Linked DNA regions of Homo sapiens: region 1 is linked to region 2. A link is an interaction called in ENCODE POLR2A ChIA-PET data of the cell type or tissue named here. Cell type or tissue: OCI-LY7. All regions are shown on one strand. Links, peaks and the distances in the headings refer to the core of each region. The heading gives the core; the rest is flanking DNA.

Evidence for each region. ChIA-PET counts read pairs that join two places held together with the same protein. Peaks named below come from ENCODE experiments on the same cell type or tissue, not always from the same donor. Only the 100,000 strongest peaks of a DNase experiment are listed, where the experiment ranks them.
Region 1: POLR2A ChIA-PET joins it to region 2 with 6 read pairs; 2 of 35 experiments call an interaction of 5 or more read pairs at or near these places.

What each region holds. Positions count from the first base shown.
Region 1 is chr11:33,570,089-33,576,852 of GRCh38, forward strand. It overlaps KIAA1549L (KIAA1549 like), which reads left to right. Exons shown (of 21, transcript NM_012194.3): 10 at 4,614-4,785. Among named protein-coding and RNA genes, the nearest start is that of C11orf91, 130 kb to the right of the region's middle. In OCI-LY7, for the core only: a CTCF peak has its summit at 2,935; DNase peaks (open chromatin) are centred at 2,873 and 5,413; H3K27ac peaks cover 644 bases.
Region 2 is chr11:33,454,741-33,461,504 of GRCh38, forward strand. All of the region lies in intron 1 of KIAA1549L (KIAA1549 like), which reads left to right. Among named protein-coding and RNA genes, the nearest start is that of KIAA1549L, 82 kb to the left of the region's middle. In OCI-LY7, for the core only: CTCF peaks have their summits at 3,418 (motif pointing left) and 3,617; a DNase peak (open chromatin) is centred at 2,661; H3K4me3 peaks cover 1,623 bases; H3K27ac peaks cover 2,137 bases.

The DNA of each region.
Region 1 (6,764 bases), core at 530-5,529, 120 kb after region 2:
CGCCTCCCGGGTCCAAGCGATTCTCCTGCCTCAGCCTCCCGAATAGCTGGGATTACAGGTGCGCACTGCCATGCCTAGCTAGTTTTTGTATTTTTAGTAGAGTTGGGATTTCACCATGTTGTTCAGGCTGGTCTCAAACTCCTGACCTCATGATCCACCCACCTCAGCCTCCCAAAGTGCTGGGATTACAGGTGTGAGCCACCACGTCCAGCCTTCTCTCATTTCTTCTAAGAGCTCAGTGCACTTGGCCCCTTTAGCTGCCTGGAAAGTCTGAGGGAAGCGGGTGGGGGTTTATTTCTGCAAATCCCTGATTTACAGAGGGTGTAGATCACCTTGTAACATACCCTTAAGGAAATCTTGGCAGGAGGAATTTGCTATTAAGTTGAAACTGAGAGAAACTATTAGATATTTGAATGGTCATTCAACTTCTACCAGATTCTACTAACACTTTCCCCACCTCCTTTCCCACTAGGGAAAGGAATAACATGCCCCAGTTTCCCCCAAAAAATTCACTCTACGTGGGTTACAATATCCTTCTACCCTGAGGCCTTTCTTCTAGGCTTAGATCATTTTAAAAGATGAGCTACCTTCATGAATATGGAGATTTAACTGTCTAGAATCTAAAGATATTTCTTAAGTTGACATATTTGAAAAATTGAGGCCTAAGAGAAAACATGTGACCACTAAAAATTTTTAAATATTTGACTTAATTTGTAATCGAAGTAAGGCAAGTTTTAACTACCACAAGATGCCATTTTCACCTACCAAAGATTAGTAAAATACTAAGATCCAGTATTGATGAGTGTGGAGCGAAAAGGGCACTTTCAAACAGAGCAACTGGGTATGATTTTTCTGGAGGAATTTAGACAAGAAACTCTTAGATGATCACAAACTGACTCCTAGAAATTCATCTCGACCAGGCACAGTGGCTCACGCCTGTAATCCCAGCACTTTGGGAGGCCAAGGCAGGTGGATCACAAGGTCAAGAGATGGAGACCATTCTGGCTAACATGGTGAAACTCCGTCTCTACTAAAAATACAAAAATTAGCTGGGCATGGTGGTGCACACTTGTACTCCCAGCTACTCGGGAGGCTGAAGCAGGAGAATTGCTTGAACCCAGGAGGTGGAGGTTGCAGTTAGCTGAGATTGCACCCCTGCACTGCAGCCTGGTGACAGAGCGAGACTCTGTGGTGACAGAGCAAGACTGTCTCAAAAGAGAAAAGAAAAGAAATTCATCTTGAGGACAAGGACACACAGGTGAACACAAAGACAAAAGAGTGAGGATAGTGTTTTCCGGAGAGTGTCTAGAAAGTGATTAGGCCGTTCTTGCATTGCTATAAAGAAATATCTGAGACTGAGTACTTTATAAGAAAAGAGGTTTAACTGGCTCATGGTTCTGCAGGCTGTACAGGAAGCATAGTGTTAGCATCTGCTTCTGGAAAGGCCTAAGGAAGCTTCAAGCATGGCAGAAGATGAAGGCGGAGCAGGTCTCACATGGCAGGAGTAGAAGCAAGAAAGAGGGTGGGGGGAGGCTCCACGCACATTAAACAACCAGATCTCACAAGAACTCATTCACTACTGCGAGGACAGCACCAAGCCATGAGGGAGCTGCCTCCATGACCCAAATACCTCCCACCGGGACCCACCTCCAACACTGGGATTACACAATTCAACATGAGATTTGGAGAGGACATGTATTCATACTATATCATGATCTTATCAAGTGTTCTTTTGAAAAGGGGCTCTCTGGCCAAATCGGTTTGGGCAAGGCTGCATCCTAAAGCCCCTTCTTGAAGAGTCCCAAAGCCTATTTGCATACCAAAGCTCTGAAAAGACCTGAAGTAAAGACATCTCCTTAATTTTCTTCAACATGCTGGTTTCCAAGTTTAAACGTCAAAAAGCCCTTGTTTTTAAGTAATATCTATATAGTCCCAACATTTTATTATGAACTTTTTTTTTTTTTTTGAGATAAAGTCTCGCTCTGTCGCCCAGGCTGGAGTGCAGTGGTGTGAGCTCAGCTCACTGCAACCTCCGCCTCCCAGGTTCAAGCGATTCTCCTGCCTCAGCCTCCTGAGTAGCTGGGAGTACAGGTGTGTGCCACCACGCCCAGCTAATTTTTGTATTTTTAGTAGAGATGGGGTTTTGCTATGTTAGTCAGGGTGGTCTCGAACTCCTGACTTCAAGTGATCTACCCACCTTGGCCTCTGAAAGTGCTGGGATTACAGACATGAGCCACTGTGCCTGGCCAACATTTTCAAACTTGTAGAAAAGTTGATAAAATTATAGTCAACACCCATATCACTATCTAGGTTCTACAATTGACATTATACTGTTACTATTTTATATTTGATTACATATATCATTTCCAAACACTTCCATAAGGTTTTCTTAACATATATTTTCATATACTTCTAAATCATAGATTGATTTTGACATTCTAGCATTTCATATAAATCGAATCCTACAGTACATACTCTTTTGTATAAAGCTTTTTTGACACAGTGTATTGTTTTGACATTCATCCATGTTGTTGTGTTATTCAGTAGTTTATTCAATTTTTTTGCTGAATAATATTCTCTTATATGAATATACTACAGTTTGTTTATCCATTCTTCTGTTGGTATACACCTGGGCTTTTCCAGTTTGTAGCTATTAAGCAAGGCTGCTGTGAACATTCTTCCACAAGTCCTTTGGTGACCACATGGCTTTCACTCATCTTAGTTATATAGGCTGGAATTGCTGGTTCTTAGGGTTGGTGTACATTAATTCTATAGGAAACTGCCAGACCTTTCTTCAAAGTGGTTGCACCATTTGCACTCCCACCAAACAGACAGGTGTTCCAGTTGCTTCACTTCCTCATCAACACTTGGTGTTGTCAGTTCTTACTTTAGCCGTGCTGGTGGGTATAGAGTGGTCTCTTGTGGTTTCAATTTGAATTTCCCCATTGAGCATTTTTATGTGCTAATTGGTTATTCAGACATCTTCCTTTGTGAAGTGTCTGATCAGCTCTTTTGCCCATTTTCTATTGGGTTGTAATAATATCTTTTTTAATTGTTATGTATAGCATATACACAAAACAGTATAAGAAAGATGCAGAATTTAAAGGACACTAATAAAAAGAATCCACAACCTGAAGGGTAAGAACATTACCCTTACCTTATCCCAATAGCCTTTTATATGTCTTCTCTGATTGTACTCCCTTCTTCCCTCTTCAGAGTTTAGAGTGAATCTGAATTTTGTATTAAATCATTCCCATATTTTTTGTATAGATTTTACCATCCACGCCTGTATCTCTAAATAGTATATTATGTAGTTTTGCTTAACTTTTAACTTTATATTTTGTGATTTGTTCCTTTTGCTCAACATCAGGCTTTTGTATTCATCCATAATGATACAAATAGCCATAGTTTATTCATTTTCACCACTACACTATAGTATGTCATCATGTGAGTATACAGTAGCTCATTATCCAACCAATTATTAACAACTTTTGAATTTTTAGTCTTTTTACTGTTATAAACAATGTTGCTATAAACATTTTTGTAAAGTCTTTTAATATCCTGTGAAACTCATAATCTGTAATATAAACTTTGGAAAATACTATATACTATTTATGATTTGTCCATTATAACTGCAAAAAGTTGATAACCAATGTTCGATAATCAAGGGTTAGTTTGATTTACCAGGCATGCGTACTGTAGAACACTATGTAGGTATTAAAACTTAAGTTTTAGTATTTATGATTATCAATTGTTAATTACAGTAGTAAAAAATTAGTAACAGTCTAAATGCTTAATAAAGGATTGTTTAAATAAGTTTATGAGGTATGCATCAGAATGCCATGTAAAAATAAACGTTTATGCTTTTGTTATATTTAAGGTCCTTTAAAGATGCAAGTAAAAATTGCAAAATATTGTATATAGACTATGACAAATAATTTTGTAAACTAATAAGGAAAAGGGTTGTGTGGGCAAAAACGAAGAATGGAAGCAAATACTCTATAATGGCAACAGTAATTAGCTTGTGATAGAAGGATTACAGATTGTTTTTATTTTATTTCTTGATGTTTTTCCATATTTTCAAATTTTCCTATAGTGAATATGTATAACTTTTAGGTAAAAAAAAAAAAAAAGCAAAACCGTTATTTTAGAAAAAGAACATTGGGTTTCCAAGTAGTGTTTTTATCAGAGATCTTTTGAATTGCAGACATATAAGTTAATTTTTCTCCCTTTCTGGCAATTACAGACATTTGAATTTAACAGTCGTGTTTGAGAATAACCTAACATGCCCTGAATTAAATGCAGAGGCCTATTTTCAAATGAGGCCAGAGTTCTGTGGATGCTGGGAGACATCACTATCCTGTGTTTTCTTCTCCAACCACAAACTGTTCTTTCCAGATGTTCGTATTTTTCAAACCTTTTTTCTCCTCCCAGTCTCCTGCTCCAGCGAGAGCAGGCTTCTTGAGAGGCTGGATATAGGGAGGTATGTGAAGGTTGGCGTCTAGCCACAGAAGTCTTCAGCAGTCAGGAGAGGAACATCTGCTGATCACCTGGGTGATTGCAGGGTCCATGCAAAATGCCCTGCAAACACTCGGCCTCTCTTTTTCCGAAAGATGGTGAAGATGCAGCGTGTCCCAGGCCCGAAGGACCCAGCGGAGCTGACTTACTATACCCTGTACAACGGGAAGCCTTTGTTGGGGACCGCAGCTGCCAAGATCCTGAGCACCATTGATTCCCAAAGGATGGCCTTGACCCTTCATCACGTTGTCCTTCTGCAAGCTGACCGTAAGGGAATGGTCTTTTTATTCAGTCTTTTTAATGCCATTAAATGTTTCCTGAAAATCAAAATGATTCCCCAAAATCATGTTAATGGTCTCAGAGCTAAACATATTTGTATTCTGGAAGGTTCTTAAATCAATCAGCTATGTTTCTGTGTTGTTTCAAGCAATAAGGGATATGTTTTAGATACTGGAAGGATGGTAATGATATTACTTTGCCCCCAAGTCCTACCCACCCTTCTTCCTCAGCATAATCTAGTGAACAGCTATGAAAATCACTATAGCTGAGATTATTTTTGTATGCCAGGGGAATTAAAGATAATCTGATTCAACAAACATTTGTAAAGTTCTACATGAAGTCGCTTAGTGCTGGAGGATGTATGGAAGTGGGCGAGACCTGGCTCCTGCCCTTAAGGAGCAGGGAGACTTAATGCAGGTGCAGTGGCACACAACATAGGAAAGTGCTGTAAAAGGCAGTGTGTGTTAGGGGGTCAGCAGAGGGAGGGTTTGCTTCGAAGGGGCATCTGGAAAGAGTGAGCAGAGGAAGGATGTTAAAAATAATAGCTGTCTCTTTGAATACCCTCCCTTGTGGCAGCTGCTATGCGAGTTACTTCACCTAGATTTTCTCACTTTCTGTTCTCATTGGGGCAGTGTTTACTCAGATCTAAACCACAGGAAAGGAAACTGAGGCTCAGAAAAATGAAATAACCTGCTCGGCATCACAGAACAAGTGCTTAGGTGGCCCGGATATTAATCTAGATCTGTCTGACTTTGAACCTGTGTTCTTAACTATATGACACGTGAAGATTTCAGCAGAGGGAGAAGAAGGTGTGTGTATTCCAGAAAGAGAGGGCAGCATGAGCGAAAGAATGGAGGTGAAAAGTACCAAGTGTGCTTGAAAAATGAGTTCAGATTGCCTGGGGTGCTGACACCCATGGAAGAGTTAAGGGAATTGGAAAGGTGTATTGATCCGGAGACTAAGGCCTTGAATGACAGGGAAGGAGATAGTACACACTCTGATCAGCTGTGGGGTGCTGATGAAGATTTCTGAGCTAAGGAGTAATATCATTGGAACTGCCCATTTTTAGGAAGCTTAATTGGTCAGCAGTGTCTAGGATGGGAGCAGACAGGAAGTGGCAGGACTGGTGAGGAGGCTCTGTGGCGTCCCAGGCATTGGGAACCCAAACAAAAGCTATAAAGAGAGTGGGGGAAGGGGAAAGGGTATGAAGGTGAGAGATTAGGTGGTAGAAATTTTAGTATTTGGCAGCATACTGAGCATGGAAGGCAGGAAAGGTCATCTCCTATGGGTTTGCTTTCCTAGCTCATGTCCGTGTTGCCTAAGTCCCTGACACCTGGCTCATGGTCTTCCTCTCCTGCTCAGCTCTTGTCTTTATCCAGTTGACTTTTGCTTCCAGGATGATGGTCCTGACCTTGTATTGTCTTGCTCGGCCGGCATATCCTCACAGACACAACTTTGTCTAGGAATGACGATGGTCACTCTCTGCAATCTTGTTTTTCAAAGTGACAATTTTAACCAAGATTCTTTTCCTTTGCACCTCTCCCCTTCCCTCCCTGTGGGCTCCGTCCTCATCTGCTCAACAGCTTGCTTCATCTGTTTTGCCGCATCCTCTTTATGTGGACTCCAGAGTTTTCTGTTCTCAGCTCTTTCTCCCTCTCTCCAGGTGAGGAATAAATCATAGAGGACAGGAGTGAAAACCACTGCAGGTGTCCAGGCGAGAGCTGAAGGTACTAAAAGTGGACATTCAGAGAAGTGAACAGATTTGGGATATTTCAGGGCACAGAGTCAACGGCGCAAGATAATGATTCTGTGTGTAGCCAGGGAAGGAAGCGGGGCTCAGAGGAATCAAGGATGACTCCTAGGTGCTGGCTTGAGCATTGGTTGTGGTGCCATTTGTTGAGATGCAGAAGGTGCAGGTCAAAGAGGATAAGTGGGGTTGGGATGGGAACAGGGGAGATGGAACTGGG
Region 2 (6,764 bases), core at 515-5,514:
AAAACAAAGGAGAAATAAGATGAAAAGGAATTGCCGCTTCAAAATAAGTTTTAAAAAACCATTTGGTGGCTGGGCGCGGTGGCTCACGCCTGTAATCTCAGCACTTTGGGAGGCCGAGGCGGGTGGATCACGAGGTCAGGAGATCCAGATCATCCTGGATAACACGGTGAAACCCCGTCTCTACTAAAAATACAAAAAAATAGCCGGGCGTGGTGGCAGGCGCCTGTAGTCCCAGCTACTCGGGAGGCTGAGGCAGGAGAATGGCGTGAACCCAGGAGGCAGAGTTTGCAGTGAGCCGAGATTGCGCCACTGCACTCCAGCCTGGGCGACAGAGTGAGACTCCATCTCAAAAAACAAAACAAAACAAAACAAAAACAAACAACAACAAAAAAACCGTTTAGCAAAACAAAGGTTTAATGATTGCTCCTTAGTTTGCCAGAAAGCTTGGTTAGCTACAAGACCCATTCTTCAAGACAGTTCTCTCCATTGCCAGCAATAACAAGTGCTTTAGAACTGTGCTGTCCAGAATGGTAGCCACAGTCATATATTATGACTGTTTAAACTTAAATAAAGAATTCAGTGTCTCAGTTGCACTAGCCACCTGTGGCTAATGGCTACCTTATTGGACAGTGCAGATATAAATATTTCCATTATGGCAGAAAATACTTTTGGACATTAAAGCTTTAGAAAGTCAGGGGGAGACAAGATTCCTGGGGGCTGGTGTAGATCAACAAGGCTTCAGGTGGGGATTAAAGCAATCATATATATACCTTTTGGTGTTAGTTTCTTGTTTGGTTTATGGTGTTTGATTATTTGAGTTAACTCCACAGTGGAATTCCAGTTAGGTTTGGTTCCATTAGAATCATAGAAAAATACTGTATCTGAATGATTTCCTGGGTATAATGTTTCCACACAGTTCTGAGGCAGCCAGAAAAATTATCTGAAAACATGGGCCCTCTGAGAGACATTTTTTTCCTAAATACACAGAAGATTCTAGAAGATGACAGAGGTCACAAGGCTATTGGTTAATTCCATGCTAAATAATTGAAGTACTTATCTGTATTTTTTTTAGAGTTCATTCTGCTAGATATATGTTGGAAATAGGCAAAAAATTTCAACCAGGTTTTCCAAACAGCTTTTAGGGAGCAAAAATGTTTCTTTCTCACATACATGTTCAGCTGAAATACTAGCATGTCTTAAATTACCCGGGGAGGAAGTATTCAGCAGCTCCCCTGTGGTCTGATGTGTGAGTGATGGTTGTGATGAAGAGGACATCTCTTAGGAAAGTGGAAGATCAGTGAATTACAGGGAAGATAATGGCATTCAATTACAGCCAAGGGGACTCTTCTTTACTTGGCTTATAGGTCTCATGATATATGTGGATTTAAAATGAAAAGAGGAGAAACTAAAGCCAGTTTAATGGGTGACTTATAATTTGAGCAGGGAACAAAATGACTTTCTCAGTCTTACAGAACTCCAATCGATGACCTAATTAATTTTTCCCCCTAGGGCAGCTGAATGGAGGCGGGTATCATGGGAATGTCATAACGGTCATGTGTGCCTTTAGCTGCCAAGGTAATTTATACCTGTGAGTTAATGGAAGTATGATTGGCTTATTGAACAAGCTGGACTTGGTAGGCACAAGTAGGGTGCATTTTGCTGTTGTTGTTGTTGTTTTTTGTTTTTGTGAGACAGGGTCTCACTCTATCACCTAGTCTGGGGTATGATGGCGCGATCATGGCTCACTGCAACCTTGACCTTCCACACTGAGGTGATCCTCTCACCTCAGCCTCCCTAGTAGCTGGGACCACAGACATGAGCCACCACCCCTGGTCAATTTTCATATTTTTTTGTAGAGACAGGGTTTCACCATGTTGCCCAGGTTGGTCTTGAACTCTTGGGCTCAAGCTATCCTCCTGCCCACGCCTTCCAAAGTGCTGGGACTACAGGCGTGAGCCATTGTGCCCAGCCTGCTCTTTCTTATGTCTTTCTTTTTCAGTCCTTTAGCTTTTCTAACTACTACTCAGATAATAAACCAATAAGTCTCTTTCCCCATGTATTAAAAATGTCAGTTCAATGTAATATCAAAATCCAATCTAACACACTTGTCCAATCTAAACCTTCTCCCCATCATCTGCTCAGGCCTGGGAACAGGCAACAGGGAAGAGAGATGCACAGTAGATTTCATCTCCACATTTTGCTCCCCTTCTCCTTCCCTTAGTTACTGCAGGGCTGGGATGGGGTTAGGAGAATCAGGGAGAGAAGGTCAAGGATCACGGATGAGAATCTGGACATTGTAGTTTGATACCACGACCTTCAGGGTGGCAGATGCACAGTTACCGGCTGGGTATGGGGTCCTTTTGAGGGTTTCCTGAGGTCCCCATAGTGGAAGCTTTTCATTTTTCAGGGTAGTCCCCTGTCCAGAAGAGGGGTTTGGGGGAGTGTTGAAATAGGCAGCACACTGACCTCCCTCTGCAGAAATGTCTTGGACTTCCCAGTGAATTCTTCCCCTCTCTTAAAGAGCTTGAAGTGTGTGGTGGGCTCAAGGTAGCAGAGCTGGCAGCTCAGTTTCTTAGCAAGTCCTGGGGATGTGGTCAAAGATAGGAGAAGTTCTGGCATCTGTTGAATGGTTTTGCCCTGTGCAGCCTCAACAACCCTGAGACCACAGCAAATGTGGCCTTTAACATCCTGTTACCCAAAGCATCTGGACCTCTCAGCCAGGAAGAGGCCTAATTTGACAGGCTTCTCAGCTGCGAACCTTGACTCCCGCATCCTAGGTGAGGAACCCAGGGGTTCGTGGTATTTCAGTCAATGTGGCCACGGCCCACAAGTATCTAAGTCTTTATTGGGAGAAAAGACTGAAATATAGGTTCAGTCTGGATTACAGGGAATCTATGCTCATCCTGGTGTTTCCACAGCATTCATTTAACAAGCATTCATTGAGCCCACTGGATTGGCTGTTGTGGGATCAGGGAATGGTCAGGGAAGACTTCCTCGAGGTGGTGATGTCTTCTGACCTAGGTTTTGAAAGAGGAATTGGATATGCCCATGAAGCTGAGTGGTATCATCCTTAGACCTTGACAATAGGGTCCCATTCTGGCCCTCTTGGTTTGTATGTCTCCATGGGACAGGAGATACGCAGGACCAAGGGGCCAGGCCCACACAGAGTCCACACTCTCTCTTCTACAGTCCAGAACGTATGTGATGCTCTGGATACCCAGGACCCGAGTTCCATGTCCCGTCTGCTTCCATGGCCTGTGTGGGCTTCATTCTCTCATCCCAAGAGCAGACTATGATGCCAGTGTGCACGCTCTGAGGCCCGAGGGATGACAGAGAAGTGGCTATTTGAGGAGGCTGGGAAAGAAGGACTTGTGTATGCAGCCCAGCATTTCCATTAGTGAGAGACCCCTTGTGGTGTGGGTTGGCGCTGGCAAAGAAGGTGGGGCCAGCACAGGGCCAGGGGTCAGAGTGAGAATTCTGTGTTTGAAGCTGGACTACCATCATGAATGAATCAATATCAAGATAGGATAGGATATGCTTTAATAATTTGTTTTAATGTATAACTAAAATATTTACATTTATGGCATGTGGGCCACCATTTGTACTCTTGCCCCAGGTTCTGCAAATGTTAGGAGTAGGACTGAAGATAAATACATTCGTTTGGGTGACTGGATAGCTTCAAGTCATAGGAGATAGAAGGCAGCTCTAGATTAAATAGAAAAGAATCCTAATTAGGAAGGAATCAGATGGACTTTAGGTGAAACCTGCAATGATGGGCAGGCTCAGCTTGGTGAGGGAGAAGAGTAGGGAGATGAAGTATTTGAGGGGAGCTGTGTCAAAGCTGGCCTGTCTTACAGATGGTGTGTTACACAGAGCAGGACCTGAGAAGAACTGCTGTTTGGCAGCTTGATGGTTCTCTCTGTAGGATGAATAGTATTCAGGGTACAGGAAATGGGAAAAGAGGGTGATCTAAGAAGGAAAGGGCAAGTGGCCCCTACCCAGGTGTGTTTTTCAGTAGTGATTGTGCTGAGCAAGTGGCAGATGTCATTCTGCTGCTGTGGTCAGGTTGAGGGCTCGAGGTGACCCCTGGGCTGATAGCTTGTGTCCCCCCTGGGAAGCTCTGTGTAGAGTTAGGGAAAGCATAGAATGAACAGTGTTAAACTTCAGAGCACAAGACTTAGAATCTGAGAAACAATGGTGTTTGAAAGTGCCAGCTGGGATGGTAGCCGTGGCAAGATGGGGAGTTTCAAGCTTTTAAATAACATGTTTATTACTTACACTGCTTTTTATAATCCTAAATCTCCCAGTTTTGATTGCCATTGCCAGCTGCTATGAGATGGGCTTTGTTGATGGATTGTATTTATAAATTTGGATGTTTGTATGTTAGTGGAGACTTTATTTCAACTCTACAGCAGCTTGAATTGATAATCGTGTGGAAGAATTCTGGGCTTTACCCATTTAGCCCAGACACTGCTGTTTTAACCTTGTTGGATGGTTGTCACACTGTATTTATTTTGATCTGTACTCTGAGATCACCCTTCAGAGGTCTGCTTCCTCCATCTTCAGGTGTGCATTTTGGGGAGGGGAGTTCTGGGCAGGTCTTTCTGAAGGGCAGTTCGTGTCGCTACTTTGGAAATGATTGCACATGTGGATCCATTACTTGCCCTATCTGCCATCTAATGTCACACTGCCTTTGGCCACTTCGTTGTGCATTGTCTCACTTAAGTCCTGCCTTATGATGCTCAGCCCAGGAGGGTTGTTTGGTGCCACGGTGTCCTATTAGCAGGATAACATATTACATTTTGTCACTATAAAAGGAGTGAGGAGTTGAAAAGCCAGTTTCCTGGAGGATATGGAAAACTAATTCTGATTCATGGCCTCCGTCTGAACCATCCATCAGTCCTGTCCCTTGTTTGGCTTGTAGAAATAGCCTTCATCGGGCCGGGCGCGGTGGCTCATGCCTGTAATCCCAGCACTTTGGGAGGCCGAGGCGGGCGGATCACGAGGTCAGGAGATCGAGACCATCCCGGCTAAAACGGTGAAACCCCGTCTCTACTAAAAATACAAAAAATTAGCCGGGCGTAGTGGCGGGCGCCTGTAGTCCCAGCTACTTGGGAGGCTGAGGCAGGAGAATGGCGTGAACCCGGGAGGCAGAGCTTGCAGTGAGCCGAGATCCCGCCACTGCACTCCAGCCTGGGCGACAGAGCGAGACTCCGTCTCAAAAAAAAAAAAAAAAAGAAATAGCCTTCATCCCACTTGCTCCTTAAATCTTTATGTCTTCTGTTCCTTAGCAACCCACAGCATATCTTTAATGCTCTCCCCATACTCCCTACTCTTCATGGGAGCAATTTCTTTCAAAGAAAGTGATTAAAATGTATGAACATTCACTGTCCATGGCTGTCTTGGACAGGGCCACCTGTATCTCTCAAACACAGCAAATGACAATCCCAAATGCTCGCTGGCCTCTGGGAGAGACCTTGGCTTCACTGGAATGGAAGTAGAAAATTGGCTTTTCAGTATTACCTCTGATGGGAGGGGGGAGCATGAGATTGAGGTGTGGTGGGGGCCAGGAGAGGTGGGTGAGCATACACATCCCTGATTTTGAAGAACTCAAGAATCCATCCCTATGCAATAGTGCAGCCCAAGTCTGCTGCCTGGTGTGAGGAAGGGGTTGTGGATGAAACAATTCTCTTTGGTGGGACCCATATGGGCGTGAGTGAGTTCATGGGTTCCTGGTGTAGCAGAACCATTTACTGGCTTAAGATCACAGAGTGATGTGTGAGTGCTGCCATGTTCAATGGTGTCTTTAGCTTGCCTGGGTCTATGTCCATGGATTATATTTGGCTTGAGCATCTATTGTGAATGCATGTGTGTTTGTCTTCCTGGTACTTGGTTACATGTTGTTGGTCACAGGGAGATTTATGCATAGTGGAGAAGTTGTTGGCCTTGGGATAGTACGTTTAATTAAAAATAATTCCTTTACCTATGTGCTTCTGCTAAATAAATACATAAAGAAAAATCCCTCTTAAGTATTTGCGTTTTGTTCCTTGCAAAGACTAGTGCAGGCAGAGATGATCCTGAGGGAAATGAAGTTCCTGGTCTTTGCTGTGTGGGATTATTTAAAAATGGGTTTACATACACATGTTTATAAGCTGAGCAAAACGTTCTGGGAGGCAGACACCAAAGTGCCATGTATGGTTATCTCTGCATGGTGGGATTATGGTAGACTCATTTTCTTCTTTTTATTTATCTGTATTTTCTAATTATTCTGCAGTAAAATTGCTTTGCTGAGGTATTTGAAAATAGGTAAAAAGCATTAAAATTGAATTGGGGGGTTGGTTTATATATATGTAATTCTCTTTCCCTAAAGAATAACCGGTTCTACTTTATGTTTTCCTAAGAAATGGACTTCTTTTTTTTTCTTTGTAACAAAAAAAAATATTTTTATAGACCACCCTTTCAATAAAAAGGAAAAAATGATATTTAAGTGCAATTTGATAGGCTGGCGTAATGGTATCTATTATGTATTGTGCATCTACCACGTACCAGGCACTTAACCCATCTCACTCTCAGCTGTTACAGCAGCACCGCATGGTAGCTGCTATCATCCTCATTTTATAAACCGGGGACACAGAGGTTAACCAGCCTGCTCCACAGGTGAGTGCTGAGCTGGGATTCGAGAAAATGCCTGACTCTGAAGTTTGGTTCTCCCCACATGCCAGACTGCCTCCCTCAGCATGAAGGCATCCAGGATCACTGAACTG